Regions from separate parts of the Homo sapiens genome. Here region 2 is linked to region 1. A link is a loop called in an ENCODE intact Hi-C map of the cell type or tissue named here. Cell type or tissue: prostate gland. All regions are shown on one strand. Links, peaks and the distances in the headings refer to the core of each region. The heading gives the core; the rest is flanking DNA.

Region 1 (16,971 bases), core at 6,116-14,115:
TTTGAATTCCTTTACAATATAGAACGTTCCTGTTGACCTCCATGGAATCTAGAAAATTAAATGCCTCAAAGATGCGGAACATGGATTGGAGAACTACAATAATATTTTTGCCATGTTTTCTGCCTCCTGAAATCCTTTTGGGAACATAGTTGGAATAAATAACCCTACATAACTTAAAAACAATTCATTCATGGCACTTCTCTTGACCCATTCTATCTTTTCCCCCTGTCTGATTCCTACTTCCCTTCTTGCCACAGGCCTTCATGTTAATGAGTTTGAAATATGTCCTTAAATATTTATGCTTACTTGTAAAATATGTAGTGTTGGCTTGGGTGTGTATATGTCTTTAACTTATATAAATCATATGGTATTATAAATTTCATTCTGTGTCTTTTGTGACTCAATGCTAGAGATTTGGGAGGTGAAATGAGGTAGTGTTTGTTTAATCTTTTTTTCATTTGAAACACATCACACATATGAAAGAGTGCATGAACTTTAAAACCCTCGTGTATGGTCATCCCTGATATCATCTCCCCCTCCACACTAGAGGAACTTTTTAAGCTAAACTTAATGTTAATCACTTTCTTTTTTGTTGTTTTGTCCATTTATTTTTCCTGGTCTCGGACTTTATGTAGTGAATCATACAGAATGTATTCCTCAATGACTTGCTTTTTTGGCTGAACTTTTTTTTAGATTTATCTATGTTGCTAGTATAGCTGTGGTTTATTCATTTTCATTGGTGTACAATGTGCTGCTATACCATACTTTATTTATCTGTCTACCACAGGTAGACATTTGGATTTGTTGCTGTTGTTGTTTTTGCTATTCTGAATAACGCTGTTTTAAACATATTGACCTTGTTTTTGTGTGCAGCTGGACAGAAATTTATCAGTGGAACATATCTAGAATTGGCTGTGCTGAGTCATAAGGAGTGTCACTCTTCTGTTCTAAGCAAGGCAAAATTACGTTCTAACGTTAGTATACTCACTCACACTCTCTCCCATGGAGTTTGATAATTTTCTTCTTCATATTCTTGGAAATAGTGACATTGTCAAACTTTTTATTGTCAACCTAGTGGTCATAAAAAGGTATTCAATGTGCATCTCCTCAATTGCCAATCAGCTTGAATATCTTCATAACTTTATGAAACACATATGTTTTCTCTTATGTAAAAGTCCTGTTTGTATTTTTTGCTTATTTGCCCTTTAAGTTTTTGATCTTTTTCTTAAGAATTTTTAGGAGAATGTGTGTGTGTGTGTGTGTGTGTGTGTGTGTGTGTGTATGTGTATTATGGATACTAATCCTTTGTCATGTATATATTACAAATATCTTCCAGCTTTGGATTTTAATTTTAGCCCTGTTTATGATATCTTTAGTAAATAGAAATCTCTAATTTTAATGGGATAGAATTGATCAATTGTGTGTGTGCTATGTTATGCATAAAAAATTATTAGCCCAGTATGGTGGTGCGTGCCTGTAATCCCAGCTACTCAGGAGGCTGAGGCAGGATAATCGCTTGAACCTGGGAGGTGGAGGTTGGAGTGAGCCGAGATCATGCCACTGCACTCCAGCATGGGTGACAGAGTGAGACTCCGTCTCAAAAAAAAAAAAAAAAAACTTTTTTTTCTTGTTGTCCTTAAGATTTTTCTATGTAAATCAAATGCTAAAATGGTACACCATCAAGGCCTTATTCATGTTATTTGCCTTCTCTGAAACTTGATTTGTGAAATAATTTTGTCCCGAGGGTTTCATGGGGGTTACATGTAATAAGAGTGTACGAAAGAGCCTAGCAAAGTACATCACACATAATTGGCACTCAGTATATGTTAGTTCATCCACTGGAACATAGTTCTAGTTCTATATTTTGAGGCTTAGGTATTTGCAAGTAACTTAGTTTTTAACAGGAAATATTTAGTCCGTGTTATTTATATGCTGGACATTTTGTAAATGTTTTATTCTTCACAAACCATGTAAGGTAAATAATATTATCATTACCATTGTACAGAAGAGGTAATTTAGACTCAGAAAGAATAAGTTACTTACCTTGGGTAACACACACTAAAGGGCAGTGCCATTATTATATTTGCTATATGCCTTTCTACCTAGACTGTGAAATACCTTATGGGAGGATCTGCATTCAAAGAATGGCAAGAATCCTATAGCGCTGGAAAATAAACTATATCTGTAGGTGTGTGGTGTGAATTTGAGGATGTGGTAAACTGGAAAAGATAAAAGTGGTCTACTTATTGCTTTTCACTTTGCAGAGCATATAATATGATTTCCCATGGTACATATCCTCCATTCATTCCCTCAGACCTGACTCAGAGTCTCTTAAAACCACCCATTCCCCTAAGTGTCTACCTTGAGCCCACTGCCTTCCTGATTTGCATCCTAAAGACAGTTGCCCATAATTTAACTAACCACATTGTTCCTCTCCAAGGAATTCCACATCCAGTGGAACATTGCTCCAGTCGTAAGGTAACGGGACGCCAGAGACTATCTTCCTGTCAGAATCTTGAGTCACCCAGGGCACACGTGTCAACAGGGTTTAAAGCTTTGTTTGTTTGCCTCCCCAGACAGACGTTGAAACAGAATCTCCCACCACCAAACTGCCTAGACAACCAAGCAACTCAGTAACCACTTACTAAAGCTAACAGTCTTTTGGCATTCAGTTTCCCACCAGATGAATTATAGCATAGTGTACAGTGAATTCATTCAGATCACTGAATGTTAAATGTGGAGGCCCTTAGTAATTACCTAGACACCATTGTAGCAGGAAGGGAACAAAATGCAAAGAATGAATGCAAGCAAATCCCTTTACCTTAAATGTACATCATGGGTTGAAGGATCTAGTATTACTGAGTTTCCCTCATCTACAAAATGAAGATTTAAAATATCTATCCTTCCTACATCATAGGGTTGTTGTGAGAATCAAATTCAATAATAAATAATATCCATGCCTCTGTGATGACCTGCTTTAAACCAAGTATAAAGTTGTATATGTAAGAGAAGGAGAGCAAATGCAAATGTGTTGAATTAGTCAAGAAATCTAAAAAATTCAATTTTAAGTAAATTGTCCCATAAAATGCATAGCTAAATATTACAGATTTGGACATTGCTATTGTTTGAATATGATTTGTCCCCACCAAAACTCATGTTGAAGCTTGGTCTCCAATGTGGCAGTGCTGAGAAAGAATATCTTTAGGAGGTGATTAGTTCATTAAGAGGGATTAGTGCCTTTCTTGTGGGAGTGAGTTTTCATCTCTCACAGGTTATCATCAGAAGCGGACCAGATGCCTGGCCCTGGATCTGGGACCTCCCAGCCTCCAGAATTATGAGCGGCATAAGCTTCTTTCCTTTATAAATTACCAAATCTCAGGTATCCTGTTAAACCAACAGACAATTGACTAAGACAGGTATGTGTTTTTTGTATTGGATAGACAATATGGAGCAAGTACACAGGGCATGCGGCTGATTCCACAAAAAAAAAGGGCCAGTAATTCTGTTTTAAGTTGTGTCTACATAGAACATAAGGGCCATTATTCTACAATATTCCAAGATGTCATCAACAATAATTTCTTGAAATAAAGCTTTTGATATTATTGAGAAACAACAAGTTCAAGACTATACTTTATATAAATTGTTACAATAAAGTTTGTTTTGTCTTTTGCTGCTTAACTTACAACCCCATAACAATAGCAACTAATTGTGTAGGTTGGCTTGAAGGTTCCTCTGGCAAATGTGCCAAGGCTTGCTTGCATAGCCACACTCAGCTAAAGATCTGCCTGGGCTGGAAGTTGGCGTCATTCACAAGTCTGGGAGAGGCTATTGGCTATCAGTTGGGGTGCCTGAGTTCTTCTCCATGTGGCCTCTCACCTTCTAGGTGACTGGACTGACTTTCCTAGATGCCTTCTCAGGGCAGCCATCCAAGAGGACAAAGGAAGAAGCAGCAAGGCCTTGCAAGGCTTAGTTTCAGAAGTCACATAAATTTACTTCTGCCAATTCTATTTAGAAAAGTGATTCACTAGGATGTCCAGATTCAATAATTTTTCTTTTTTTTTTTGAGACAGAGTCTAGCCCTGTTGCCCAGGCTGGAGTGCAATGGCACAGTCTCGGCTCACTGCAACCTCTGCCTCCTGGGTTCAAGTGATTCTCCCACCTCAGCCTCCTGAATAGCAGGGATTACAGGCGCCTGCCACCACACCTGCCTAATTTTTGTATTTTTAGTAGAGACGGGGTTTCACCATGTTGGCCAGGCTGCTCTTGAACTCCTGACCTCAAGTGATCCATCTGCCTAGGCCTCCCAAAGTGCTAGGATTACAGGTGTGAGCCACCACACCCAGCCTCAATAACATGCTTTTTTAAAACAAAGGTCCATCTCTGGATGGGAGAGCCAGAAATGTTACATTGAAAAGGGAGCATGCATGCATACTGGGAGGAGAGGAATTTGTGGCCATTAAACAATCTATAGATTCTGCCCTCTTGCCACAAATTATTCATATTCCTCCCACATGTAAAATACTCTCACATCCAAACTAAGACCTCCAAAAGTCTAATCCCAATTATTTCAGTTACCTATTGCTTCATAACAAATAATTCCAAAATGTAGCTGCCCTTGTTAAAATTGAACAATAACCATGTATTATCTTTCACTGTTCTGTTAGTCAAAAATTCAGGAGGTGAGTGCTTCTCTCTTAGGGTGTCCCACAAAGTTTCAGTCAAAATGTCAGCCACGAAGTTTCAGTCAAAATGTCCCATGTGAAGGCTTGAATAGGACTGGAGGACCCACTATCCAGAAGGCTCACTCACGTGGTTGTGGACAAGACACTTCCATTCCTCTCTAAGTCGACCTCCCTGTAAGGTTGGAAGTTGGCTTTCCCAGAGTGAGTGATATGACAGAGAGCAAAGAAAAATCTAAAGTGTCATTTGTGGCCTTGCTTTGAAAGACAGACATAGTTTTTTCTCTAGTAGTTCGTTAACTACCAAGGCCAGCCCTATTCAGTATGGGAGGACACTATAAAACTCCATAGGAGGCCATTTTGGAGGTTTGTTATCTCATAGATTATGGCATCAAGTTCAAAGTCCAGAATTTTATGATGTTCTTCAGGTCTGTATGTAAATGAAGTTTCTTAAGTGTGGGTTTCAGGCACAGCAAATCTTGAACAGTAGCAACTCCAGAGCCCTGTAAATTAAAAAGACAAGGTATCTTTCCCAGGCACACCCAACATATAACACTGAGTTAGGGGAAAATGATCTACAAAAGACAATCCCATTCCTAATGGGATAATGGGAGACACATAGAAGTCACTAACTCTTAGCAGTCTTGAAATTTAGATGTCGCATTTGTCAGGCTTCCTGCATTGAGAGCAGAAAATGTTCCTCGATTGGAAACAGGTTCTTTACCCCTGGAGTGGGCTCATTCTTCTCCTCGAATCTTCACCTTGCTCTCTGAGCTCTTTGTCTAGCTTTCTAAAAGGCTCTTCTTTTTCTAAAGGAAATGAATCTTGCTTGTATCTGAGTAGCTTTCTCAAGAAGCCTGTGTGCTCTGCTTCTCACAAGCCTCTTGTCATGTGAACTGTCTTCATCCCTTTCAGTTCAAGGTACCAAAATTCAGGTTACTAATTCTATTGCAACATAATTCTTTTAAAATCTTTGTGGTTCTCCCCTTTCATCTTAACAGCACTTACTCCAAGTGCCCAAAAGCCAAATCCACAATTCTTTTTTTGAGACAGACCTCTATCCACTTTAGAAAAGTTAGGCTTCTTTGGGACAATGCCACTGAGATGATTAGAAGTTTTTTTTTCTAGCTAAAAGGATTAGGCATCTTAAATCTTATGAGATCTTAACAAAAGATATTATAGCTACACCTTTGGTTTGATCTGATCTTTGCCCTGAAGCCATTTTTTACTTTGATAATCTTTTGCCAGCTGGAGAGACATAAAGTATAAAACAGTTTTATTTTCCAACCCAGCAAGTACTTGTTCTCTTACATTTTCTCTTAATTCTGCTTGCAAATGCTACAGTTCTTTAATTAGCTAATCTCTCTTTTCATACTGTATTATATGGAGTTAAAGTTAAAAATTTAGTATTTTTATCCTTCTGCTTGAATCTTTCTTTAGACCGATCCAACAAGTTCAATCGGTACTTTTTTTTATCTTCCAAATTACTATAATTCTGCCAGTCTATACCAAGGTTGTCCCCCACCTCTTTTTTGTCTTCAATCACAGTTTCCTTTCTGCTCCTCTAACTTCTCTTCTCTCTTCTCTTTCCAGCCCCTATCCACCATCTGGTTCCAAAGCCAATGTCATAGCTGAGATTTTTGTTATGGCAGCATTATACTTCTAGTTACCAATTCACTTTAGTTTTCTATTTCTGTATAACAAATCAACCGAGAGTTAGTGGCTTAAAATAGCAGTAATTCATGATTTCTCATAATTTTATGTTTTGGCTAGATGATTCTTCTGGTAGTTTTGGAGGGGTTCATTCATACGGGTGCATTCAGCAGGATTGCTGGCTGAGCTAGAAGGTCTAGGGTGACCTCACTTACATGTACAGCATTTGGTGCTGGCTGTCAGCTAAGGATAGGCCAGTATTTATCAAATGGGGGAAATTATGCCTCCATGGGACATTTGGCTATTTATAGAAACATTTTTTTATGGCCACAACTGGGTCAGGTTACTTGTATCTAGTGGGCAAAGGCCAGAGATATTAACATACATGCTACAATGCCCAGGACAGTCCCCCACAAAAATAAGTTATCTGGCCCAAAACGTCAATAGAGCTAAGGTTGAGAAACCTTGTGATAAATGTTTTTATATGCATTATCTTCTTTAATCTTCACAATTACCCTATTAGACAAGTTAGATTCTTAAGTAACTTAAACAAGATCACACAATTAGTAAAGGGCAGAGTTGGGACTTATATATTCTGAGCTCTTAACCAGTATATACTATATGGTGTGCATTCCACCCAGATTGTTAATCTAAGATTGATTTGCTAAATACCAAAACCACACCCAGGCAATAGTCTAATTCTCCACCATTTATTTCTTCTTTGATCTTTTCCTTTCTAGCTTAATGGCTTTCCTAGAAACAGAGCCTGAGGTAAGTATTGAATGCTAATGCTTTATTTAGGAGGTATGTTTTTATGGCTGCAAAATTGAGCGAAAAGGGAAGCGAGGCAGTTTGAAGCAGAACTATAAACGTAAGGTGTTGCATTTCAGCAGGGGCATCAGTCTACCTATATGAGATATTTCCACATGGGCTGTTCCGGGAGGAACATGCTCCTTGGTTCAGTCTATTGCATGGAGGAATGGAAATGTGTCTGCCAGCTCCTTCACATCTCCTAAATTCCATTGCTCAAACTTTACCTTCCAGAGATTTAACTCCCCCACAATCCTAAGTTGCATCACCTGGCTCCTATAGCAGCTGCTCAGGAAGCCAGGTCTCGTGCCCGCAGCTTGGTCTTTGTATGAGTCCAAAAGTGTTGTGAGCCACTATTGATTTCAGGAGTGATGTTGGTTGGCCTTAGGAAGTTTAACACTGTGAGTTATCACAGAATCAGACTGCTGCAGCAGCTGGGGTAGAATAAGCAATCTGGGATTCAAAAGGCAGGTAAGGCCAAGAGACTCTGAGGTGGGACATAAGATGTGTCTGATCCATTCTTCAACATGACTCACTACTCCCATGCACCGTCATCGAAAGGAAACCTTTCTGGCTTGGAAGAGCTGGTGTATCAGTTGAGATTCATTAAGCTTAAAGAAGCAGAAAACCTAAATGAAACTGGCTAAGATAATGAGGAAAGAAGGGAAGTTATTGGCTTACATGCCTACGAGTCCAGAAGGTCAGCAGGTTTCAGATTTGACGGCTCCACTGTCCTGAAGTTCTTTTGACTCAGTCTTTCTCCACAGGCCAACTTTCTATTCAGGCTATCACTAAAATGGCTGCAGCAACTCTAGGCCATTAGTGCACACATGACCACATTCCAATATCCAGAGGAAGACAGAAACTATCTCTTCATTTGCTTCTTTCTTACAAATGAAGAAACGTTTCCTAAAGGGTGCCTCAGCCAACATCCCCTTGCAGCTCTCATTGCCCAAGCTGGGTGATACATTCATTCCTTAACAATCCTCATTACAGGGATTCTAAACACTTTGATTGGCTGGGGCCTGGGCTCCTGAACCAATCACTGTGAAGAAAGATGGATCACCATGACTGCTTAACCCAATGGGGACCCACCTCCTGCACTGGGGTAATCCTCAAACTGCATGACAACCACAAAATGCAAGGGGGTGGGGAGGTGGACTTGGTGTTAAAGAGAAAACCACACTGTCGACAAGAGCCAGACTTCAAAAGCATCTAAAGAAACAAAGACAAAGCTGCCATCATCATTTGTTAGTAGACAGTTGTCATGGAGTGGGGATTGACTCACTTTAAGCAAAGTAGGTTTCAGCCAGTCTGTGTAGTTCTCCATGACTCTTACTGTTTCTTTCACTGGGACTCTCTATTCCCCATCCCTGCCTTTGATAGTGCATCTCATCCCTAAGCTTATTCCAAAAGCCTTCCTTGTTGTTTCACAGCCAGAAAACACAGGCTGAGTGATATATAAAAGCTTTGGAATTAGTAGCAATTTTAGAAATCTAGATCAGGGTTTTTCAAACTCCATGGCTCTGGAGAGCTCTCTCAGTTGTGAAACTTGTAGGGCTGAAAAGAAGAGCTAAGTAGTCGAGGCTCTAGGCCTCCTAAACCCCCCAACCAAAGCAGCTGTAAATTCATTTATTTTGCGTAGCTATATAGCTTTATTCAAGATTAATTTTTATTCAGGGGATTAAAAATCAAATCCCCTTATTATAAAAATGAGAAAACTGAAGCTCAAAGAGAGGGGTGGAAGCGTGTGTTGAAGGTCATGGTGCTTATCTGTACCTCCTCCTCAGGACACCTATGCTAACATTTGAAAAGTTTCACCTGTGCCTCATGAGCCCTCTCTTCTCCAGAATCAGTGGCCCCAGCTTCTTCAAATCTCACTCCAGTGAAGAGATTCTAAGCCATCTCACCAATTCATTGTTCAACTCCTTGTTAAAATCACTTCACTTCAAGTGTAGTGCCAAGAAATAATCATGATGAGTCAAATGCATCTGAGCAGCAGAGAGAAGAGCAGGACTGCCCTATGTCCCATCAGAATGTTGCACTCTTAATAATATAGCCAGGGATCACATTAGCTAGTTGGCAGGCACAGAACACCATTGCCTCATACTGTCCGTTAAAACTCTTAAGATGTTTTTACAAGCTGCTGCAAAGACTGTTCTCCTCATCCTGTTCCTATCCTCTTGTTTACTTAGACTCAATTGCAGGGTTTAACATGTATTTCATTTATTCTAAAATTCCACAATTCTAAGTGCCCACCGTGTGCATTTCTGGGCATTCCATGAGCACATGGAGAATTCTAGGACAGGAGGAGCAAATTCAGCTACCTTGAGGAGCCAGGCAGGTAGGGACAGAAGTCATATAAATAAATGAAGATGGCCAGGTATAGTTCAAATTTGTGAGCTATGAAGTCTGGTTAAAGGAGAACTAGGCCTCATCTAAAGAAATAGCTTTATTCAGCCTCAGCTAGCCATTGCCATGCAAGAATCAAGTCCAGAGTTGCTAGATCTTATGATTTAAAAAAAAAAAAATCTGGAAATGTGGATGTTGATTGGAAATATCCAGTCTTTTAAATGTTGGCCACTAACTCTCAAAGTTCTAATACACTCTATTGGCCAAACAAAACACATCTGCAGGCTGAGTTCAGGCCATGAACTTCAAATTTACAAACTTTGCCCTGTGAGGATGAGGGAGTTGGGCAGCACTAGTTAATGAGACAAAAGTATAAAAATGACTCGTGTTATCTTGGAATTAATAGCACAACATTTATTTTTAATATTACCCTATTAATCATACGCTTGAACTTTTTAAAGCTGGAAAGAATCTCTGGGATTATATTGTTTAATCCTCTTGTTTTATAAAAAAGGAATCTATGATTCACAGAGGAGAAATGAGTTGGATTTTAATTAAATGAATCCAAATGAATTCATGAAATGAATAAAAAAATTCAAGTTCTTAGAAATTGAGGAGATAATTGGTACATTAGCTCCTCAAACCTTAGTCCATGGTTTCTCAATCTAAGCATTATTGACATTTTGGACTGGATAATTCTTTGTTGTGTGTGTGGGTGGGGTGGAGGGGGAAGAGTTGTTTTGTGCATTGTGGGATGTTTAGTACCATCCGTGGGCTCTACCTACTAGAAGTCAATAGCACACTCCTGCAAGTTATCAGTGGCAAATGAAGGCAAGAATGTTTTTAGATATTACAAAGTGTCCCTGAGGGACAAAATTGCCACTGCCCTTGAAAATCACTATACCCTCTTCCAATCCCTTTGTCTTATGGTTGAGAGGACTCAGAAAACTCGAGAGCTTTCCTCAAAGTCACATGGGGAATTATTGGCATTGCTGGTACCAACACTTGAATCTCATCTTAACTCCTTCTAGAGTGCCCTATTAACAAAAGCCTGCAAATATGAGCCACAATTTGATCAGTAAGTTTTGTAAAACTGCATATTTTAAATTAAGAGGCAGCATGGCATAATGGTGAAAAGCATGGATTCCATGACTGACAAATCTGCATTTGGTTCTCAGCTCTTCTACTTACTTGCTTTGTGACATTGACCAAATTAACCTCTCTGAATGTTTGTTTACCACCTCACCTGAAAAATGAGTGGTAAAATGTATATAGTGCTTGTCACAAGATAGGGATTCATCAAATGGAAGTTGTTGTTATTATTATTATTATTATTACTATTATTTAACTGGACCTGGAGTCAGTAAACTGTAGCCCACAAACTGAATTTGGCCTGCCTGTTTTTGAATAGCCTGTGAGCTAAGAAGTTTTACATTTTTAAACGGTTAAAAAATTTTAAAATAACAATGCCATTTTATGGTACATGAAAGTCATGTGAAATTCAAAGATCAGGGCTCATAACTAAAGTTTTATTGGAACACAGCCACGTATTCATATGCACGTAGTCCATGGTTGCTTTCATGTAAAAGCAGCAGAGTCAAGTTGTTGCAACAGAGATCAGCTGATGGGCAAAGACTAAAATATTTATTGCCTGGCCCTTTACAGAAAGATTACCAGTCTCTTAACTAAACCTGTAATCTCCAAGTAGAAAAGCAGGCAACCACAATTTGTGCAGAGCCCTCTGGTGTGCAGGAGGTAACATAGCAAAATAATTCATTTTTCCTTCTGATGCCCCTTGCAGTTCTAGCATCTATAACCATTGTATTTTACTCTGCTCACTTGAGACATTTCTTAGCATCTGTGTATATCCAGTATTTTCAGAAAACATAGGTTCCCAAGTTATCCGGGAAACATGAAAAAACTTTTTATAGATGTCCTCTCCTGAATAAATCTCATTGTAGAATTGCTACTTAAGGCAATTTTTTTTTCACAATCTGGAATATTTATCAAAAAGAAAGGAAATGGCTTGCTCAGTGTTAAGCCAAGCACATATTTTAAGTGTTGTATGATTTGGACAGGACAATAAAAAGGGATATCCGGTAAAAAGGAAGAATAGATAAGAACTATCTGCCAAAACTAAACTTTAAGAGATGTCGTCATGTTACCTCTTTTTTTAATACCTTGAACATCTTGGTTACAATTTAATCTTACTATAGCCTGAGATTTTAAATGCCAATACATGTTTATAGCCCTAGCCCTGACACTAAGTAGATTTGTGGTCTTCAGAATTCCTTTACAATTCAATACAATACATATATTGATTGTCTAATACATGCCAGGTGCTGTGATGGGCATTGGAAGTATGAAGATAAATTAAACATGGTTTTGCCCTAAAGGATTTCACTGAGGATCTGGTTAAGTCATCAAGCTTCTTTGAGTGCCACCTTCTCATCTGTAAGAGTGGGGCACGGAAATAAATATTTCATCTGCTCCAGAAACTTTTATTGAGCACGCTTGTCTTGCCATACACTCTAGGAGATATCAAGGAATGAAAATAGGACTGTATCACTATAACAATTCAATTACAAAGCATGCCTAGTCTCTGCCCTTCGAAGAGGTCACAATTATAATACAACATAATAAATGCAAAATGAATATGAGAAGCAAGTGAAAGGGAGCCACTATTTTTTCTTAAATAAGGGAGGACAGACTCCACAAAAGAATTAACATTAGAGTAAGTCTTAAATGATATTTTCATTTATGACATGGCATGTTGGGAGCTCCCATCACTAAAAGGGATAAACAAATTTAGAGACTGGGAAAGAAGACTGTGACCAACAAAATCAGCCCCTCGCCCAATGGACCTGGCAATTCAAAATCAAGTCAAATGGAGATGGGCAAGACTCAGTGTAATCTTAAGTTTAAAACCAGGGAGAATCTGATTCAAAGGAAAGAGGCGTCATGTGATTCACGCTTCAGAGCATTTGCTGTTCTTGGTTCTCAAGTACACTAAAACGACTCATTCTAAAGGAGATGATGGAAGTCAGGCACCAGTTTCCCCAAGGGAAAGGACATATTAGTACTAGGAATGAGTCAGGCCAACAGTCAAGTGCTCAGTTTTTAGGATTTCACTCTGGACCAGTAGGACAGAAACAGGTATCTAGGATCAGGATCAAGAGAGAGCAGTACCACATGCTCGCCGGTGTCTAGAAGAAGCTATCTATACACATGTAAAATTACAGATTAATTCAAGTCCTCATGTACATGTAGCAAGAGAGCTTTGTACAGCTTGTCACTCCTGAGGGAACATGATCTTGCAAGCCTGGGTATCATGGCAGGAAGCTCAGGCACTGAAGAAGCAGAGGGAGTTGGTCACAAAGAGAAAGAAGGATGAGAGGACTTTGTAAGTGGAAGCACAACATGCACAAAAGCACAATGGTGCACTTCTACTCTCAAACAGTCTCCATCTTCCCTTTCTTGCCCTCCAAGTTGCCATATGCAATTGTTTCTCCAATGCCAAAGAGAGAGCCCCATCATGACTCTCCATTTAGTGAGTCTTCAGTAGTTTGGCAAGAGAAGTAGGATTTGTACACACTGTTTTATGCTGTTCTCATTAAACTAAATTAAATCCCAAACTCTCAATCCCATTGCACAAGGCACAAAATAGAGCCAGACCTGCTTTCCTCAGAAAAAAACATCCCTTGACATTCGGACTTTTGAGGACTCTTCAAAAATTTTGGAAGCCTCTGCCTGACTCAGTGACCACATCTTTTCCCTGTTTCCCAATACAACATCATTCTACTCACTCCTTCATTTCCAAGGGTCCTCTATAAAGGTCTGTCCTACTGTGGCCAGTATGGAGCACACCTAGTCACAGCTAGTTATTGACCCCTGACGTTCACCCCACCGCTTCTCAGGGTACCCAGGTTTTACTAAGTTACCTGGTGTGCTGCACCAAAGCCTTCCTCTCTGCCCCACTCCCCCCCTTCCACCAGCCTCCAATCCACTCCTAGACCACAGTGCATTTGAGGGAAATTCAATCCATATGTTTCCTTTTCTTTCTAGAGAATGCATCCAGCATTGTTTAAAGAGGGAGGCAACAGCCAAGAAGAGCTATGTGAGGCCTCTCTTGGCCCTCCAGTTCTTCATTAGGGAGCAAAGAAAGGAGGACTTTGCCAAGAGCAAACCTGAAACATTCCTTTGGGTTCAGTTCAATCGCCTGCAAGTCACGTTTCCACACAAACATGTCCCCAGGACTGAGGATGCAAGGCACTGTTCAAGGCGTCTCTTGGATGAAGACATGGCAAAAGCTACCACCACCATGCAGCTCTGTGATGTATGTGAAGAGAATCCGTTTACAGGAGATGATTGTAAATTATTACCCTCTAAAACTGACATATGCCTCTCTGAGAATATAAACTCCATAATTATGAGCACTCACTTTCAGAGAACCAATGACTTTAGATCTGAACCAATGACTTTAGAGTTCAAAAGACCAGAGATATCTGTCAGATGTCTCAATCACATCATTTTAAAATAAGAGAAAGTTTAGGCTAAGAGAGAGCAAGGGATTTGTCTAAGATCAAGGGGCTGATCAGAGTTTCATGTAGAACCAAGACTTGTGATTCCAAATTCAGCAGCTTTGACCTCTGCTCTTTATGCCCTGGACTTACGCAATACTCAGTGCCTGACACAGATACATTTTCACACTTCAGCCTTTCTGACTTACTCTGAACCAATCCTTTTGAAAGTTTTCTTTATTTATCATATCTGCTTTTCTTGCATTTTAAAAATAAACATTGTGGCAGTCAGAGATCCAAGATTCTGTTACTAAAGTACAACTGGAAAATCTTAAATATATCACGTAGAATCTGAGAAATCACTAATAAGAATTATAGTAAAAATTTATGACATCAATATAACAATTTCATTATTTTTAGAAAGCAAGGTCCTTGTGTGTCTTTTTAAAATATGTTTATCTAACATGCATTCATTTGGCACCTTCTTAAGGTCTTCCAAGTATTCATGTGGAGTGCTAAAGATTTTACAAAAACCAACAACATTCATTATCTTCTGCCTTTATGAAGGTTCTTGCTGGTGGCCCCTTTCAGCTTTAAACCTCCAAAGTTTTGTTTTTGTTTTGTTTTGTTTTGTTTTGTTTTTTTGAGATGGAGTCTCACTCTGTCGCCCAGGCTAGAGTGCAGTGGCGCGATCTTGGCTCACTACAAGCTCTGCCTCCTGGGTTCACGCCATTCTCCTGCCTCAGCCTCCCGAGTAGCTGGGACTACAGGCGCCAGCCACCACGCCTGGCTAATTTTTTGTATTTTTAGTAGAGACGGTGTTTCACCGTGTTAACCAGGATGGTCTCCATCTCCTGACCTTGTGATCCGCCCGCCTCGGCCTCCCAAAGTGCTGGGATTACAGGCATGAGCCACAGCGCCCAGCCTAAACCTCCAAAGTTTTATAATAAAATATATATATAAAAAAATAATAATAATAAATAAAAATACAAAAAAAAAAAAAAGAAAAAAAAAACCTCAGATGTCAAGGGAGGCCACTGCTGAGAGAAGCAGATAACAAGGATCCAAGAATGAGGTAGTTGAGAGTAGGAGAATGGAGGAGGATGCTGGAGGTTTTGAAAGTACGTAGGTGACAGAAGTGAGGGGGAAAAGGTAGAAGCCAGGATTCAAGGAGCCCTGCAGATAATACTGGTTATGGAACATAATGTCATAAAAGACCATGTCTGATCATGGACTTCAGAATCAAGCCATGGAAGTCCAGATCCCAAATTCCCCAGAACTAGTTAGAGAAGTTAACTTTCAACCATTCACCATTCTAAGCTCCTATCTCTTAATCTATAAAATGAGGATAAGCACACATACTTCCAAGGATAAAATGCAATCGCAGCAAATTTAAAGAGACTGACACAAATTGACCAGGTATCATAAAATTCCCTCCTCTCTATGTAAGACAAAGCCTAGAAAGACGGACTGTTGCTCTGACCTTCTCTAGTCTATTTTGAGACCAGATGACCTTTTCCTCTTGACAAGGGAGTTTTGGAGATTGGAACCACAAAAGAATCAAATCCCGTGGGCACAAGCTCCATTTGACTCTTACAAAAGGATACATTCCTTCCCTTCTCATCCAGTCAACCTGGTTTTATTCTTCCTATCCACACCTTACCTTGGGCAAAAGTGAAACAAACCCAGTTATCAAAATGTTCATGGGGTGAGGGTTGGGAAGGGGTGGGGGAACATCAGTCTCCTAGGGTTCTGGTCTGTTTGCACAGCTGCAGTCAATTAGGTAAAATTGTAATTGTTTTATACTTTTGCTCAATGCTTAATCCTGAAGAAAGAAGAATGGATGGTTGGTTTTCCTTTTTCATCTTGTTTTGTTTTTATTTCTTGTCATAATATTTAGATAGTATTTGTGTAAAGGAAGGCAATCATAATGAAATGGATAATCAAACAGAGGGCTCTAAGGCACATTTACAAAAGCCATCACCTCAGAAATGCTTCATTTACCCAGACAGTGGGCAGCAGAGGGCATGGGAAAGTCTGTTTCTATGGACAGGGAAATGATTCATGTCAATCAGCTCGAGAGTCCCTCTTCCAAAACACGTTATATGTAAGACATAGCATAATAAATTGCCCCAATAAGCAAACAGTCAGGATGCATCACATACCTTGGAGGGGCTGAACCTATGCTAAGGACTGAAGGTGCTAACATGAGTGAGACACCGGCCTTAGAGCCAAGATGAGGGTGAGGTGAGCAAGGCACTTGCCTCCAGAGCAAAATTTTAAGAGATGTCAGCAAGATAAATAAGACTGTAATGCAATATTTTTAAAGAATCAAAATTAATGCCAAAAAAACCTATGGTGCACAAAATATCAAAACTTTTGTTTGCTTTTACCTTTGATTATTAATTAAATATGCATTTAGACTATGAAAAACTTTAAGAAAGCCACAAAAAGAGCAAAAAATAACAATGTTAACCTAATTGTAAAAGGAAGCTTACACTGAATGTGGAAAAAAAATTAGTAGCAAAAGCCATATGAAACAAAACAATTATGAAAATAACTATTAATGTTTTAAATCTCTCCTTTTTTAATAGAAAACATTTTTGCTAAATATTTTTAATTTTTAAAAATAGACATTTAGGGATAATAGGTTTGCTTTAAAAAATGAGACTTATATTACCCTCTAAATAGAATCCTTTAATTTGAAATTTGAGAATATTATTGAGAGTCAAAAAGTATTCATTTCCTTTTATCTAAAAATCATACTTTAGGAAATCTGTCATAGATATAACCAAAATATAGAAACAGCATCATTTGTAACTTGAAAAATAAATTAAAACACCCCCAAATAGTCCATTATCCAATCATTAAAAATGATGTTGATAGAGACCAGGCAATGTTAAAAATAACTACTTAATAAGCATAAATACATATATACCACAGTAATGACTACATAA
Region 2 (16,971 bases), core at 2,949-10,948, 160 kb before region 1:
GTTACATTGCAACACAGCCATGCTCATTCTTTTATGTATCATCTAAGGCTGCTTTTATGCTAAAATGGCAGAGATGAATTGTTGCAACAGAGACAGCATGGGTCAGCAAAGCCCAAAGTATTTACTATCTGGCCCTTTACAGAAAAAGTTTGCTGATCCCTGCTGTAGATTCATAGCTTGAAAAGAGATAACGAATGACACATTCTATCTCTAATATGTCTCTTCTCACCTTTAGTGCTTGTCTGTTAGGGCTGCTAGTGGGATTTTGCCAGAATCTCTTTTACTCACTGCTATAATGCAGGGCATCTTTCTTTATCAGGAAGGATGGATTTGAGCCATGCCTTCTTTTAATCCAACTCTAGAAATTCCTTGAGGTATCTAAAATATGAATGGTATCTTCCTTTATTTTGGCTTTTATGCTTTTTTTTTTTTACCCATTTTAAATTCCTTTGACCATTTAAATGGCGGTTTGCACATAAGGAGGAACAGCTTTTTACTCAAATTACCTTCTTACCCCAGTTCATAGCTATTTATGTTGCAACTTAGAGGGGTGTTTAAACCAGAGTTTACACTTTCAAGGACTAGCATGGATCCCCTCTCATTCCATGATAATTGCCACTATCTACTAATGTATTTGGAACTGGAAAACAATGTAGGAAGCAATGATCTAAATTTTAAGTGAAAGAGAAATATAGTTAATACCTGATTATTTCTCCAAGTTTATCACACTTATATTTTTGCAAGGGAGACAGAACAGCATTTTTGAATCACTAACTAATAATATTATTACCTCATTGTTAAAGCCAATATTTAAATAGGGTAACAAATAATACATTCTATCTCTAATATATCTCTTTTCATCCTTAGCTCTAGTACAGAGCCAAGAGAAACACTGTGTCCTTAGTCCATAACATTGACTTCCTCACTGTTTAGTAAGGTGCAAGTCCTATAGATGTGATCATTGGTATGGGCAGACCAGGTGAAGGAGCAAGCCAGACTGTTACATGGACCATCAGTCTGTAAGGAACACTGAAACATCAATAAAAAAGGAGATCGAGAAAACATTATCTATGAGAGTTTATCTCAAAGTAAGTACTGCATGAACCTGAACAGAGTACTTTGATAAATCACTTGGGTCATTGCTGAGTAACAAAACATGATAACTAAACTTCCTTCTAAGGATAATGTTTTGCTAAGGGCTATTGTTTTGCTAAAGGAGTTATATGAATGAATAGCGGCGATCCTTTTCCCCATCCGTCTCCCTTGCAGCTTTAAAGAGATGTTCTTAAAATAGATATTCATGGGCCAGTTGCGGTGGCTCACACCTTAAATCTCAGCAATTTGGGAGACTGAGGTGGGCAGATCACCTGAGGTCAGGAGTTCGAGACCAGCCTGACCAACATGGAGAAACCCCATCTCTACTAAAAATACAAAATTAGCTGGGCATGGTGGTCCACGCCTGTAATCCCAGCTACTTGGGAGGCTGAGACAGGATAATCGCTTGAACCCAAGAGATGGAGGTTGCAGTGAGCCGAGATCATGCCATTGCACTCCAGCCTGGGCAACAAGAGTGAAACTCCATCTCAAAAACTAAACTAAAATAAATAGATATTCATAAAAGTTTAAAATGGACACCAACTTTTCAGCCTTCAAGTCATCCACATATCATTCTAGTCCAGGGAAAGGAAATCCCCACATAAGTTTATGAAATACCCATCCTGGGCGTATAACAAGTTGGGGAAAGAGGCTTAATGTGCCTATTTGTATACTGTTTCCCTACTGCATCCCATAGGAAAATAGTACAAAATGCTTCAAAAGTAACCTTGGTACCAGGGGATAATTAAAAGTGATACATGAGAAAAATCATGATGACCCAATGGAAAATGGGTTTTCATTTTCTTACCTTTCTGCAAAACCAGTATCTTTAACAGCAAGGAGCTCAGTGGCAGGAAGGAAGAGTAAGTCAGACGGATATACATTCAGAAAGACAGACAAAAAATGAATTGCTGGCATTGATATGTAAATCATGCAGCGAGCATTTTGCAAAGCATGTTGAAGTATAATTAAAGACTATGCTTGGCTGGGCATGGTAGCTTATGTATGTAATTGCAGCAGTTTGAGAGGCCAAGGAAGGCAGATTGCTTGAGCTCACAAGTTCAAGACAAGCCTGGGCAATATGGTGAAACCCCATCTCTACAAAATATACAAAAATTAGCTAAGTGTGATGGCACACACCTGCAGTTCCAGCTACTCAGGAGGCTGAGGCGTGAGAATCACTTGAACCCAGGAGACAGAGGTTGCAGCTGAGATCATGCCATTGCATTGTAGCCTGTGGGATGGAGCCAGATTTTGTCAAAAAGTGGAGAAGAAGAAGGAGAAGGACAAGGCGAAGGGGAAGGGGAAGGGGCAGGGGAAGGGGAAGAAAGAGGAGGAGAGGGGAGGAGAGTAGAGGGGAGGGGAGAAGAGCAGAGGGGAGGGGAGTAAGGGGGAGGGGAGGGGAGGGGAGTAGGGGGGAGGGGAGGGGAGGAGAGGAGAAGAGAAGGAGGAGGAGGAAGAGGAAGAGGAAGAAGAAAAGACTATCCTTACAGTCAATCAAGTGCTGATATAGGAAGTACGAACTGTCATATGTATGTATGTATGGATAGATAGATAGATGATAGATAGATAGATAGATAGATAGATAGATAGATAGATAGATAGACATAAATATGAATAGAATTATTCCATAATAAACTGAAGACCAACAAGACCTTATGGGATATACAAGAGGACAAGGGTAACAAAAACTAGAATCTTATTTAAAAAAAAAAGGATTTGTACTGGACCAGAACAAGGACTATGTATTCTTTTAGTCATACTGGTTGATTACTATCAACTAAGCTTAAGGAAAGACCAGAAATTGATTTGGAATTTCATTGAAAAGAGACTAATCTGGAGAAAATGAGTTAAAGAGATACATTTAGATTTAATTGATAGTATGTTTTTAAAGGTTTCATTCAAATTTGTTCAGTTATTTTTAAGAAATACTTTCAATATGTTTATTAAGTCTCAAGTTAAAAAATTCAATAGGAAACAACTTAAATGCCAATTAAGAGGTATTAGTTAAATAAGATTTGGTACACAGAGGCTATATTCTAGATATTGAACTATTGGATCCTTTTTAATATGCTGTCTTAATATAATTTCTGGCTGGCTGTGCTACATATTTTATTATGATGTTACTGAGATTTAGCATCACATATTCAAGATACTCACTATGTACCTAGGGGAAAAACACATTAATTTTCTTTTATTTCTCTTATGACTTACACCTTGGCTGACCTTAGTCTTCTATATCTTTTCCTATATCTACCTTTCACCTCTAATTTAGGTTCCAATTTTCCACAGGTTCTAATATGCTAGCATCTATTTAAGCACCTTACATTTCCACATAAACCAACATAACTGTAAAAATCTGTGCTACCCTGATTGCATAAATGTCTCAATCTTACTTTATACCTGAGGAACTTTCTGACTTACTGATATTGGGATAGTTTATCATGACAGATCATGAAGACCAAACTCAATAAAGATGTCAGACTCTGGAATTTACACATGGTAGAACATTGGAAAAATTACTTCCCGTCTTGAACTATGATTTCCCCATCTTCAAAATATGTAGCTCAAAAGATTGTTGTGAGCATTAAATATGATATTATATTTGTGATGCCCACCACAGTGCCTACCTGGTTGCTGAAGCTCCATTGGTAATACTCCCTAAAAAAGATTCCTTCCTCAAATTCCAGAAGTCGGGGTCCTGATGTGAAGGAATGGATTCATGGTCAAGTTCCTTCTGACTTTTAGTAGCACCTACTTCCTGAAATCCCACATGGATTCCTGAGAAATTGCTCAAATGAAAAAGTATAATTTACCATGAAGGAGTAGGAGTATTAAGTTGATTGTCAAGTGTTTCCTCCCTACTAGACTGTGGTCTTCAGAATAAAGGCTATATTATTGTTTTCTATATCCCTAGCAAGTGCCTACTGCACACTGGTAAATATTTGCTGAATAAATAAATACCATTTTTATCCTTTTTGATGAAAGTCCGAGGGTTGTTGATACCTGTCGGGATTAATCATGCACTCATACTTCTCTAAATGTTGAATATGGAATTACTGACCACTTTCTAAAAGATAAACCTTAGAGCCAAATCAGTTTTCCAAAATTCATTCAATCCATTCTATAGCTATATAGAAGGGATTCTATATCTTCTTTTCTCTCTCTCCTTCTATCTCTTCATTTCTCTCTTTACTAATCCCATGTGGTTAGGATCCTAGTATATCTTTAAACTGAGTTTATCTTAATGGTATGTCTTAATAATCCTCACCATCCTCTTCCAGGTAATATGGCATTTCTATCTGTATTTCATCCTAATATTACATAGAAAGTTATATGAGCTTACTACTGGGCCCTCATTTAAAGCAGTTTCTTAATAAATAATTATTAGATTTTGACATCCTTGGATTTAACCTTCTCCAGATATATTATTTCTCCAGAAGTCATCAATAGATTAGCTCTGGAGTTAAGATTAATTTAGGGGGATTTAGGCCATATGTGGGTAGAAGGGACGAAAAGAGGGTTATTTATTTATTTATTTGAGATGGAGTCTCGCTATGTTGCCCATGCTGGAGTGCAGTAGCATGATCTTGGCTCACTGCAACCTCTGCCTCCCGGGTTCAAGCAATCCTCCTGCCTCAGCCTCCCGAGTAGCTGGGATTACAGGTGCATGCCACCACACCCAGCTAATTTTTGTATTTGCAGTAGAGACAGGGTTTCTCTATGTTGGCCAGGCTGGTCCCGAACTCCTGACCTCAGGTGATCCACCCGGTCAGCCTCCCAAAGTGCTGGGATTACACTTTGGCATGAGCCAAAGTGGCATTACACGTGGCATGAGCCACGGCACCCAGCCGAAAAGAGGGTTTTAAGAAAAATTTCACAAGCAAAAGGGGTGTATTTGTACAATATGTAAAAAAATAAAAAGGCTTCTGAGGTCAAATAAAACACTAAGCTAAACAAAAATAAATTCTTGCAGTACATTTCAAATCCTTTATCATAGTATAATGAATTGTGAAATACACAAGGTTTCCCAACATGATTTGGCCATGAAGAACTTTTTTTTTTCTTGGAAAATCTAAAGGGATTAGTGGAAAGGCTGCTCTGTATATCTATCTTGCTCATAATGGCTTTTCTTTGTCTGTTGGGGAAGTCTTGAAAAGATCAATTAGTTTCTTCTGAAAGAAATCTTGTAATATCTTCTTTGACCCTTTGTCCTCTGAATTCATGGAGTGATCTTTGAAGCTCATTAAACCTTAACTAAAGTCACTGCTCTCATAGTTTTTCCTTCACATTATTTGAATCAAATACCTGTTCCACATTTGAGGTCCGTTAGATAGGGATGAAAAAATTTTGTTTAAAAAAACACAATATCCTTTCTTTACTTACTTCATAAATGTGCTTCTTAAACTTTACTTAATCTAATCTTCCAAACTTTACCACAATGGGACAAAAAAATTCTAACATTTTACTGGAAGGACCCTAAGATATTTTCTTTTTTCCTTTTCATTTATGCAACAAGTATTCATTGAGGGCCTACTATATACCAGATACTATTTTAGGTTTTTGAGATATAGGAATGAACAAAGAATACTTTTTGTAGAGTCTACACTCTAGCTGGAGGAGGAAAATAGACAATAAAAATAAATCAAGTAAACAAATAAATAAATAATTAAATATGTCAGACAGTAAACTTGCTGTGGGAAAACAAACAAACAAAAGAGGCAGAGGATAGGTTGAAATTTTAAATAAGATGGTCTCATTGGGAAGGTGGCATTTGAGCAAAGTCTCTAAGGAGGTGAAAGGTACAAACCTGAGTGAGACATGGCTGTTCTCTCTCAACTGGAGAGACAGAGGCACAATTTTAATATATTTTGGTAAGTGACCATGGAAAGTTCAGGCTGCCCTGGGAACACAGGTCAGAGAAAAACTCTTCATTCTGGGAATTCAGAGAAGAATTTTTAGAAGAGATAATGTTTGCCAATATTTATAAAGGGTAAATACACATTAATGTGAAGCTTATTTTCTCTGCTACCTAAATGATGAATTGACAACTAGATGATTAGCCACCTTTGAAGCCTGGTTTTATGCAGAGCTGCATTAAATGTGACACCCTTCACTCAGCAGTGTGAAAAAACTCTAATCATTTACCACCTTAGAGCTTATATATTTTTTTCCATCTACTAACTGGAATCAAGAAAAATAAAAAAATTCAGAAGTGATTTAAAAGCATAATAAATGCTTTTAAATAATAGGGAATTATAGGAGCCCACTTCTTGTGGATTGATTCATAAAATTATTAGCAAGCAACGTTTTAGTTTGTGGACCTGTTGTTTTTGCAGGCTGACCCTTCTCTGCAATTGAAAGAAGCTGCATAATTGTAGGAAAGGGATAAGGACCCAGAAGTGGAATTTCAGGCAGGCATCTCTACAAAACAAGGGTAAGGGGGGAGGTGAGTCTCATAGTTTTCCATGTAGGTAGCCAACTGGTTGGCTTCAGCATGTCACCAGTCACAAGGCTGAAGCTAAATGCTTTGTCAGTGTCTGCCCCTCCTGAGAGGACTGCTGTGGAAACCACAGTGCCCACAGGCTTTGCTGAAAGCCATTTCAGTATTGGTGGAAAGAAAGGGCTATGTCAAACAAAGTGTAGCCCAGCAGATGCTGATCTCTCTCTTCCATGTGCGGCATCTATCCAAACCTGGGAGTTAAATTTTTCAGAGCGGAGGCTCCTTTTGTCGTGAAAGCCTAACCTTCAATTTGAAAATGTTCTGAAAGCTTTCCTCAAGAAGAAAATATTTGTTCAAATCCTCAGAATGCAATAAGAAAATATCCTTCTAGCAAAAGCAATGACTTAGCATTTTGGGATTGGCACAAAAGTAGGAAAACACAGCAAAGGGAATCGCAGCCTGTCTGGCTATTGGCTGAGTCTTGCTTCTGAGGATTAAATTGTCTTATGAACTTGGCTTACCTTCTCTCTTGATGGTTCTTGGATAGTATTCCCAAGACTTCATATTTTTATGTGTCCTAAATTTGCAGAATCTTAAAGAGACACACAATATCATATGACAGACAGTAACTTCCACAATTCCCTCATTTTTGGTATGGGGAAACTGAGGTCTGGAGAGGTTCTAGGACTTATCTATAATGCCCCACAGTTAGTTAATGCCAGAGCTGGGGATAAAATTTAGTCTCCTCCCTCTTTCAACTGTTCCTTATTACCTCCAGCTCTCAGAAGTTAATTTTCTCCCATTGTGCTTTTTATTCCCAGGTTATATGATGAAGTTTACATTAATGTTAGTAATGTCCTTGGAGCTAAGTCTTCGAAAAGTACTCTCAAGTGTGTACCCTTTAGGGAAATATAATCATGAATGAGAAACTAGGTGGTCTGGAAGAGGAATGATCAATGATGACACTTATTCCAAGTTCTCAGCCTCACAGAGCAATAGGAGCCAGCTCGCTTAATTTCTCTGTTTCCATATTTGCAAAATAAGGATTATCTGTGATTATCTGTTTCCATTTAGTGGTTGCTCTGTGAAATATTTGAAATCAGTGTAGTGGTGAGTGGATGATAATGGTGAGAAGCGTTTGGGAGCTAGGGAAAATAGAAGTGTCTGCCCCCTCTCTGTTTTGCTATTCAGTAGCTGTAACTGTACAGATTCTTCCTCAGATTGAAACTCCACTTCCCTTGTTTCCCGGTGGTTAGTCCCACTCCTGCTCATGCGACATAAGAACATATATAATAATCCATTTTAATATATTTACTAACCAGGTCCTTTTGTTGTGCAATATTTTGTATACTTAATTCAGTCCTTCAACAAATGCTTGCCTACTAGAACACTGTGTTAAGTGCTGAGGTTGCAAATGGTTTCTTGTTTAACTTTCATTCAACAAATACTGTATTTCATCTGCATCTACTACATAACATTTCCTGTGGTGGGTGCTGAGAATGCAAAGTTAAGATAGAAACTTGACCTTGAGAAACATATGTCCAGTGAGAGATACAGGAGGAATAAATAATACTTAAACCGCATTTATGTTTATCATTACATTATCATGGCTTTTTCCTAGTAAAAGTTATGTAAATGTTATTTGATGTTTCTGCTGAACATATGAGCATGATAAGCTGCCACATTTCCAAAATAAAGATAAGGAAGTTGTCATTAGTAGCCTGGGTGGTTTTGTGGTAATTCTCTTTCTGTAATATCTATAATACTGTAGGACATTCATGGGCCTCATTTCACTTTTGCAGATGCAGGTGAAGAACCACTGCTTTTTATTAAGCTGCTGCCAGGACTCAAGCCCAACCTCTAACCCTAAAGTCCTTCTAGCCTCTGCAACTCTATGATGTAATCTGCTAGCCTGGACTTCTGAATAACCCCTGGGTACACTCCCAGTACCTGGATTGTTAGTTTATCCACTTTAGAGGATACATCTGAAACATCCCACTAGCTTGAATGGACATAGTAGCCATCACCGTGTTTTACAGACACCATGCTTCACCTGCCAGGCAGGATCCCTTTTAACTTGTCCCATGCCCTTTGCAGTTAATGAGGTTGCATAGAATGGATTCTAGGATGTGATACAGACTCCAGAGACATGTGGACATTGGGAACAATATCATGAATGTACTTCAGGGACATCAGCTGACAGTTCACTTTAAGATTCAAGTGTTTTTCTTCCCCATGGAAACATTTAGCTGAGCAATAATAGGAAAGGAGGAATATGAAAGAAGATATGGACAACTACATCTGGTGTTGTGCATTTTATAATTGTGCATTAAGAAACTTCTAATCCTACAGACTTGATTCTAATAGAAACCAGATACTTCGGAGGTTTTATCTCCCAGGATGTCTTCCAGGATCATAAGAAAATCCCCTACATAACCAGAGAAAGTGAGGTATTAGAGTCTGAGCAATGGACTGGTGTCAGCAATAATGAAATGGCTTTAAGGCTTAGGAGGCCAGATTTGTCAAAACCAAGTGGGGATATGCATGAAGACACAGTGGCATGAAAATAGGAGAGAGAGCAAGAACATTCAGCATGAATGTGTAGCAATGTCTCCAAAGCCAGATTATGCAGTAAAAGAGCCAGAGATCACATGGTCTGCACTGTTTTGTTTTGGTAAAGAACCTCGCCCACACTGTTTTGCATATTCTCTGCACAGAAATATTACAGAACAGTTACATCGTTACTGTTTTCCGTGCTATGTGAATGGGGCCCTAGAATGAAAGCAATTGTTCTTATAGAACAAGGTTTTATCGCATGGTTAAACATGAAACCATGGCTCTTAGTCTTAGTTTTGGCCCTCCCAGAAGTAGAGCCTGATATAAATATTTGGGTACAAATGGATTATTTTGTTCATGCAGACAACGGTAGACAAACAAAAGAAGAAAAACAGAGGAAGGAAGATAGTCACTAAACGGTGTACTATTAAGTCAGTTACCTCAACATGGAGCTGCAGCTTAATCCCCTAGTATTTCTAGCCTGGCACATTGGACAATGTGATCTTCTGTGGTTCCAGAAAAAGAAAGAGATACAGAACTGGCAGCCAGGAGTCTGCTGAAGTAAAAGATACAAGTTCTGTGGGAGCGGCCCTCCAGCATGTGCTGAAATTCCTGTCCAGACGTCTAGAGAACTGCAGTTTAGTGCCCACAGTGGAAGGGAGGGTCTTCTCTTGCATGAGAATCATCAGTTCCAATGGTGAAACCCACAACATCCAGAAGAGCCCCAGATTCTCTTCTGAGACAGTCCTCTTCTATTGTAAAGTTGGAAAGAACGTGATAGTGTTCTCAGTAAGCCCTCCTAGCCCTTCCCTTAAGACACAACCAACAACATCAGCAGCAAACAACAACAAGAATTATAAACATGTATTAGAGAAGCTAATACATTAGGACTATCAAGATCTCTGCTAAAGGCTTAGGGAATTTCTCCCCAGGGGCAGGGCTGACTTGGTCTTAGTGAAGTGTGGTGTAAAGAGAATGGGCTTTCAAATTAGATGAGCCTGAATTGGAATTCCAGCTCTGGTAGTAATTATATATGTGATTCTGGCTCTCTGAGCCTCTATTTCCTCACTTATCAAGTGCAGACCAGTGTGGTCAGCTATATTGTGCGGTTCTTGGTAGAATTTTGAGAGTCTGCATCTGTGAAGTGCCTATTTATGGAACCCCACAAATGTAAATCAAACAACACACTTCAGAGCCCCTTGCAACTTTCCCAAGCGCTGAGCTGCACCCTGTTTCGGTCTTCTTATACAAACCACCTTCTGCAAACCTTGCTCATTTGGGCTGGTCTGACTTGGGGTCCAGTCTAGACCACTCTGCTGTCATGCAGGGAGCTTCTCTGATAGCCTCTGACAGAGCTCTCACAGTATCCTCAAATGCAATATCCTGTAAGGAAAAAGGAGAGCAGCTTTGGACCCAGACATATCTGGCTTTGTTACTTCCTATTTTGCTATGCAGTAAAAGTTTATTCAGTAGCTGTTGTATCCAAATCACTATATTAGGTGCTGTATGAACTCAGGAAAATCCAGGAATTCTGCCAGAGGCAGGGCATTTAGGGATGGAAAAGGAGCAAACACAAGGCTTGTCTCTTTTTGGAACATGGGAAAGTCTCTCATTCCCCAATCCCTAGGCCAAACCCAGCTACCATAAAGGGGGTCAGAAAAGGCATGATCTCCCAAAAGGGATTTTAGAGAGTTGAATAAAAAAGGATGCCCAGAGTCATCACTAAATCACAGCCCATCAAGAAATAAAACAGCAGGAATACTAACTGTAAACCCCATTATGTGAAGGGCGAAAGCAGTTGAAATATTGACATGTCTCTGCAGCATGGGACTATGAACATCTAGAATGATGCTGGCATCTGTTCAGCTTCCAGAGAGGTCTCAGGAAATTTGCAATCATGGCAGAAGGCAAAGGGGGAGCAGGTATGTCACATGGTCAGAGCAGGAGCAAGAGAGCAAATGGGGAAGTGCTACATACTTTTAAGTGACCAGATCTTGCAAGAACTCATTATCATGAGGACAGTACCAAGGGGATAGTACTAAACCATTCATGAGAAATTTACCCCCATGATCCAGTCACTCCCACCACACCCACCTTCAACATTGGGGATTACATTTCAATATGAAATTTGAGTGGGACAACATCCAAACTATATCATCAGTCATGGTCTCTTGCTTCTGGAGTATCCCTGCTTACTGAGTATCTGCCTTCAGGGTGCCGGTCAAATAGCTGGAGTTCAGCCACTCTCTGATGAAGGGAAATCCACATGGTTTTGATGATGATGGCCTTTTGACATTCAGCTCCCCCATCTCTCTCCTATCTTTCTCCAAACCCTGACAATATTGGGCACTCTGCTGACTCACTGTCTAAGCAACCCCGAGAGAAGTAATCCCTAGCTTAGTGACAGGGACACAAACTGAGCATCTTTACACTTTTTGAGCACTTTTCCTGGGTCTCTTTTCCCTGTATTGTAGGAAAAAGCAACACTTTCATGAGGTGAAAGGAGAAGTTAGCACCTCCCTAAAAAATGACACCCCTTCTTTCTCCCAGTCCTCTTCTACTATGAAATTGGAAAGAAGGTGATAGTGGACCCAGTAAGCCCACCTAGGAGGGTGTTGGGTCCCAAATGTGGCATGTTTCTGCCTTAAAATGTGGATATGGGACACTTAAAAGTTCTTTGTTCTCATCTTTATGTCTTGGTAGTAATTTTGCGAAAATTAAGAAAAGTCCCACTTAGCACCTAACCTTCTGTTGTTATATCAAATTTTGATGTGCCCCCACATGTATTATTTCACTTGAGTGTCAAAATAACTGTAAAATTTTAGGGTGAATTTTAGCCCCATTTTATAGGGGGAGAAACTAAGGTCTAAAAAGTTAAGTGACTTGCACAAAACATTAATAATAGAATGTGGATTTGAAAATAGAAACCAAGTCTCTTGACTGTCTCTGCCTCCTGCTTTTTCAGACATCAGACTAGACTGTGGGCCAAGACCATATATTACCTATTTATTTATCCTTATACACCTGACAAAAATGGCATATATTCCTCATCTAATAACTAAATGGAAGAGAAAAGAAATCAACTTATTTACAGATTTTCAATTAAATCCCAGAACCTCAGAATCAAAAGGGACATTAAAAACCATCTAATCCAATTCTCCATCTGGTAGTTGAACCCTATTCACAAGCCTATTTTTCTTCCCAATATAGCTCTTTAGTCTTTTAAATCCTATAATCATAAATTCTGTGCATGCTCTTCTCTCAGCCAAGTACCTTCAGTAAATTAATATAATGATTCCACAAGGGACAAGGTCCTGAATCTTTTGTTGTCCAAAATCAGCAACAGGCCTTGCCAGTCTCTTTCACACTTGTTTGCTAATTCCCTTACTTACACTCTCTTATTTAATCCTCACAAAGAACCTATGGGGAAGGTGTTATGATTATTATCTCTATTTTCATATGACAAAACTGAGGCTTAGATTAAACAACCCTTCCAGAGTTACATAGCTAGAAAACAATAGTGTCGTATTTTGAACTCATGACCATCTGATTCCAGAGCCTGAGGTTTCACACACGACAGCTCTCAGACATGATCCCTAGTTTGTGGTCTGACCAGGACAGTGTACATTGGCCAACCCCCTCATTCTAGAATACTATACTGAAGTCTGCCTACACCATCTAGGAAAACATTCTTGTCTGTAATGAAAAACAGATTATTGCTTCTCTGTACTGTCCTGAAAATATAGCTTTGTGGCATTTTCCATTTTCATGTGTTTTCTCTCCCAGGCACTCTCATTTCATGAATCTGTCGGTTTTAAGAAACCAATACACATATCTCTCACGTTACAGTCTGACAAGGAGAGTGAAGTGTGCGTACATCAGGGCAATTGGCCTGTCACTGCCGTCAATAAAGGAAAGCTGCTTGCTGAGAAGATAACTCATGTCATCCTGACTGAAGCTGAAATGGGAGATTTCTCTGTGCCTTTTATATTCCCCACAATCCTGTGCCCACGAGATAATTCTCCAGAGGATTGCTGATATTGGGAGATACTCTGAGACGTGTAGACATTCTGACTGCAGTATCATTGACTCACTAAATCATCCAGACTGATTTCCTCACCACATAGAAGAAGACACAGAGGGAGATGGTCACCCACCCAATGTCACATAGCAACTTATTGATAAGTATACCTCTTCTCATGTCCAGGCTTGAATGCTTATTATTCAATACTTCCTCAAGTAACAATCTGACAATTATGACTGACAAGGTAGAGGATAGGTGAGAAGTCTGATTTATTGAACATTTTATGATAGTCATCGTACATTTAATATTTAATTTTCATTGAGCATCAACACTACTTTAAAAGCTAATATTATCTTCCTTTTACAGATGAGGAATTTAAGACTCAAGAATTTCTAATTTTTCTGTATGCACATGACAAGGAAGTGGCAGAACATACATTTAAAAGCAGATCTCTCCCATTCTTTCTGCCTAACTTTCCCCATCCCTCGTCTCTCTCCCATTCTATCTCTCTTTCTCTCTCCCCACCCTCTCTCTCTCCCTCTCTCTCTCTCTCTTTCCAGTGTGTCCCTTTCCAAGTAAATAGAACCACCATCTATACAACTACTGAAACTGGCAGTCTTCCCTTTCTTTCAAACCTCTCATTTAATTAAGTTCCAAGTTCAAGTTCTTTACATTCTAGCTCTTGGCCGGGTGCAGTGGCTCACGCCTGTAATCCCAGTACTTTGGGAGGCTGAGGCTGGCGGATCACAAGGTCAGGAAATCGAGACCATACTGCCTAACATGGTGAAACCCCATCTCTACTAAAAATACAAAAAATTAGCTGGGCGTGATGGCGGGCGCCTGTAGTCCCAGCTACTCGGGAAGCTGAGGCAGGAGAATAGTGTGAACCCAGGAGGCAGAGCTTACAGTGAGCTGAGATGGCGCCACTGAACTCCAGCCTGGGTGAAAGAGCAAGACTCTGTCTCAAACAAACAAACAAACAAACAAACAGACAGACAGACATTCTACCTCTTAAAAATTTACCTAGTTCTTTTCCTCCCCGACTTGCACTACCCTCAATCATGACATAATTTACCACCTGGACCACCTTAGAAGCTTTCTACTTTACCTTCTTTTCTTCACTCTCCTCACTGGTACTAGAGTGACCATTTTACCTAACAGTATCACTTATTTACCTAGAACTCATGGGTGGCTTCCCATTGCATTTGGGATGAAGCCCGAAATCAGCATTCATGAATATCTTTTATTTTCTTTTACTATAACTAAATATCACAGACTGCATAATTTATAAAGAATAGAGGTTTATTTAGCCCATGTTTCTGGAGGCTGGGAAGTCCAGGAGCATGGCACTGGCATGTGGTGAGGGCCTTTTGCTGTGTTATAACATGGTGGAAAGCATTTGCATGGTGAGAGGACAAAAGTATGTCAGCTCAGGTCTCTCTTTCTCTTCTTAAAAGGCTGCCAGTCTCATCATAAGGTCCCCAACCTGATGATGATGTCTAATCCTAATTACTTCCCAAAGACCCTACCTCAAAATGTCATCAACATACAAATTTGAGGATTAGGTTTCCAACATACAAAATTTGGGGGACATATTTAAACCATAGTATCAGGTGAAATTCACCCCCGATATTTCCCATAGGTTCTTTTCTATTTTCCCTAAGTGTTGGCCGGTCTGAGAAATAAAGGGACAGAGTACAAAAGAGAGAAATTTTAAAGCTAGGTGTCCGGGGGGAAGACATCACATGTCGGCAGGTTCTGTGATGCCCCCCAAGCTGCAAAACCAGCAAGTTTTTATTAGTGATTTTCAAAAGGGGAGGGAGTGTATGAATAGGGTGTGGGTCACAGAGATCACAAGCTTCACAAGGTAATAAGATATCACAAGGCAAATTGAGGCAGGCGAGATCACAGGACCACAGGACCGGGGTGAAATTAAAATTGCTAATGAAGTTTCGGGCACGCATTGTTACTGATAACATCTTATCAGGAGAGAGGGTTTGAGAGCAGAAAACCAGTCTGACCAAAATTTATTAGGCGGGAATTTCCTTGTCCTAAGAAGCCTGGGAGCACTACGGGAGACTGGGGCTTATTTCATCCCTCCGCTACAACTGTAAAAGACAGCCGTCCCCACAGTGGCCATTTCAGAGTCCTCCCCTCAGGGATGCATTCTCTTTCTCAGGGATATTCCTTGCTGAGAAAAAGAATTCAGCGATATTTCTCCTATTTGCTTTTGAAAGAAGAGAAATATGGCTCTGTTCCGCCCAGCTCACCAGCAGTCAGAGTTTAAAGTTATCTCTCTTGTTCCCTGAACATTGCTGTTATCCTGTTCTTTATTCAAGGTGCCCAGATTTCATATTGTTCAAACACACATGCTCTACAAACAATTTGTGCAGTTAACACAATCATCACAAGGTCCTGAGGCGACATACATCCTCCTCAGCTTACAAAGATGGTGGGATTAAGAGATTAAAGTAAAGACACGCATAGGAAATCACAAGGGTATTGACTGGGGAAGTGATAAGTGTCCATGAAATCTTCACAACTTATGTTCAGAGATTGCAGTCAAGACAGGCGTAAGAAATTATAAAAGTATTAATTTGGGGAACTAATAAATGTCCATGAAATCTTCACAATTTATGTTCTTCTGCCATGGCTTCAGCCAGTCCCTCTGTTCAGGGTCCCTGACTTCCTGCAACAGCATAGCAATAAGACCTTCTGAGAACTGGTATCTGTCCTTCCCTTTCAGGCTCCACTTTCTCCTTTGTTCTCTAGGCTTTCCCCCAGCCTTTCCTGTGCTTAGAGACATCTTTGTCTGACTAATACTCAGACTTCAGGTCTCAGCCTGAACTTCACTTGTGGAAACTCTTCACAAGTGGAAACACTTCAGGAACTTCCTAAATCAGTTGAGCTCTCCCTTTTATACAGTTCCCTGACACACTTTACTTAATTTTTGTCTCACTCAACAACCTTGTAACATATCTTCCATAGCCATCTTTCCTGGTAGACTATATGTTCCATGAGGAGTGGGGTTTGACTGTCACATGTACTCTGGTATCCCCAGCACCAAGTCCAATGCCTGGCATATGTTGGGCATGCAGTTAATACATGGTGAATGAATGAATGAATGAATTAAAGGATGAGCTTTCTGAGAAGATGAGAACTATGTAGAAGCCTAGAACTTCTGCTACAAACAGCCTTTAATCTACCTCCTTATAGGCTGCTACACTTGGGAAACATAGAATCTGGGTATTAAGTGTGGTTTGTTTTGTGCTATTTAATACTTCTTTGTCTTCCCAAAATGAATAGTAGCTTTGTAAACAATAGATGATGGAGAGTGTGTTTTTGAATTCATTAACATTGCTAAACATGATGAATCTTATCATTGCATACAACATGTTGGCCACATTTTTTTCCTTTTTGTTGCCAAATATTAAAATGTGTGCTGGTTTAACTTCCCCCTAACGGTCCTCTTTCAGTGATAAATAACCATCAGGCCAGCATATGTGTCTGAGTGTTGGCAGTAATATTTATGTATAAACACAATATGCCTAGATGTAGCAACTTAGAACAGCACAGTGCTTGAAGGGACTCTGGGAATCATTAAACACAACCCTCTTACTTCACAGATGTGAACACTAGACTTCCAGGTCAAGAGGGTAGACTAAGAACATGCTAGAATTACTCCCTCCACAGTTCAAACTCATAGAAATCCTGGATGAAACATTTTTTAAAAATACATAACCCAACTACAAAGCAAGGAAGGGAAGTTTCCAATGCCAGAAATTTAGAAAGAACCATTGTGGTAAATGGAAGCTGAAGACGAACTATTCCTGAGGGGATTAGGCCCAGTGAA

The links. A loop is a pair of places that touch in the nucleus more often than their neighbours do. Peaks named below come from ENCODE experiments on the same cell type or tissue, not always from the same donor. Only the 100,000 strongest peaks of a DNase experiment are listed, where the experiment ranks them.
Region 2: it touches region 1 in a loop (3-fold over the local background); 1 of 110 quality-filtered maps calls a loop at or near these places.

Annotation. Positions count from the first base shown.
Region 1 is chr1:56,137,442-56,154,412 of GRCh38, forward strand. No RefSeq gene overlaps it. Among named protein-coding and RNA genes, the nearest start is that of LINC01755, 200 kb to the left of the region's middle. In prostate gland, for the core only: no CTCF peak of the experiment used is centred there; a DNase peak (open chromatin) is centred at 9,230; H3K27ac peaks cover 1,037 bases.
Region 2 is chr1:55,981,066-55,998,036 of GRCh38, forward strand. All of the region lies in intron 2 of LOC105378737 (a long non-coding RNA gene), which reads left to right. Among named protein-coding and RNA genes, the nearest start is that of LINC01755, 44 kb to the left of the region's middle. In prostate gland, for the core only: no CTCF peak of the experiment used is centred there; no DNase peak of the experiment used is centred there.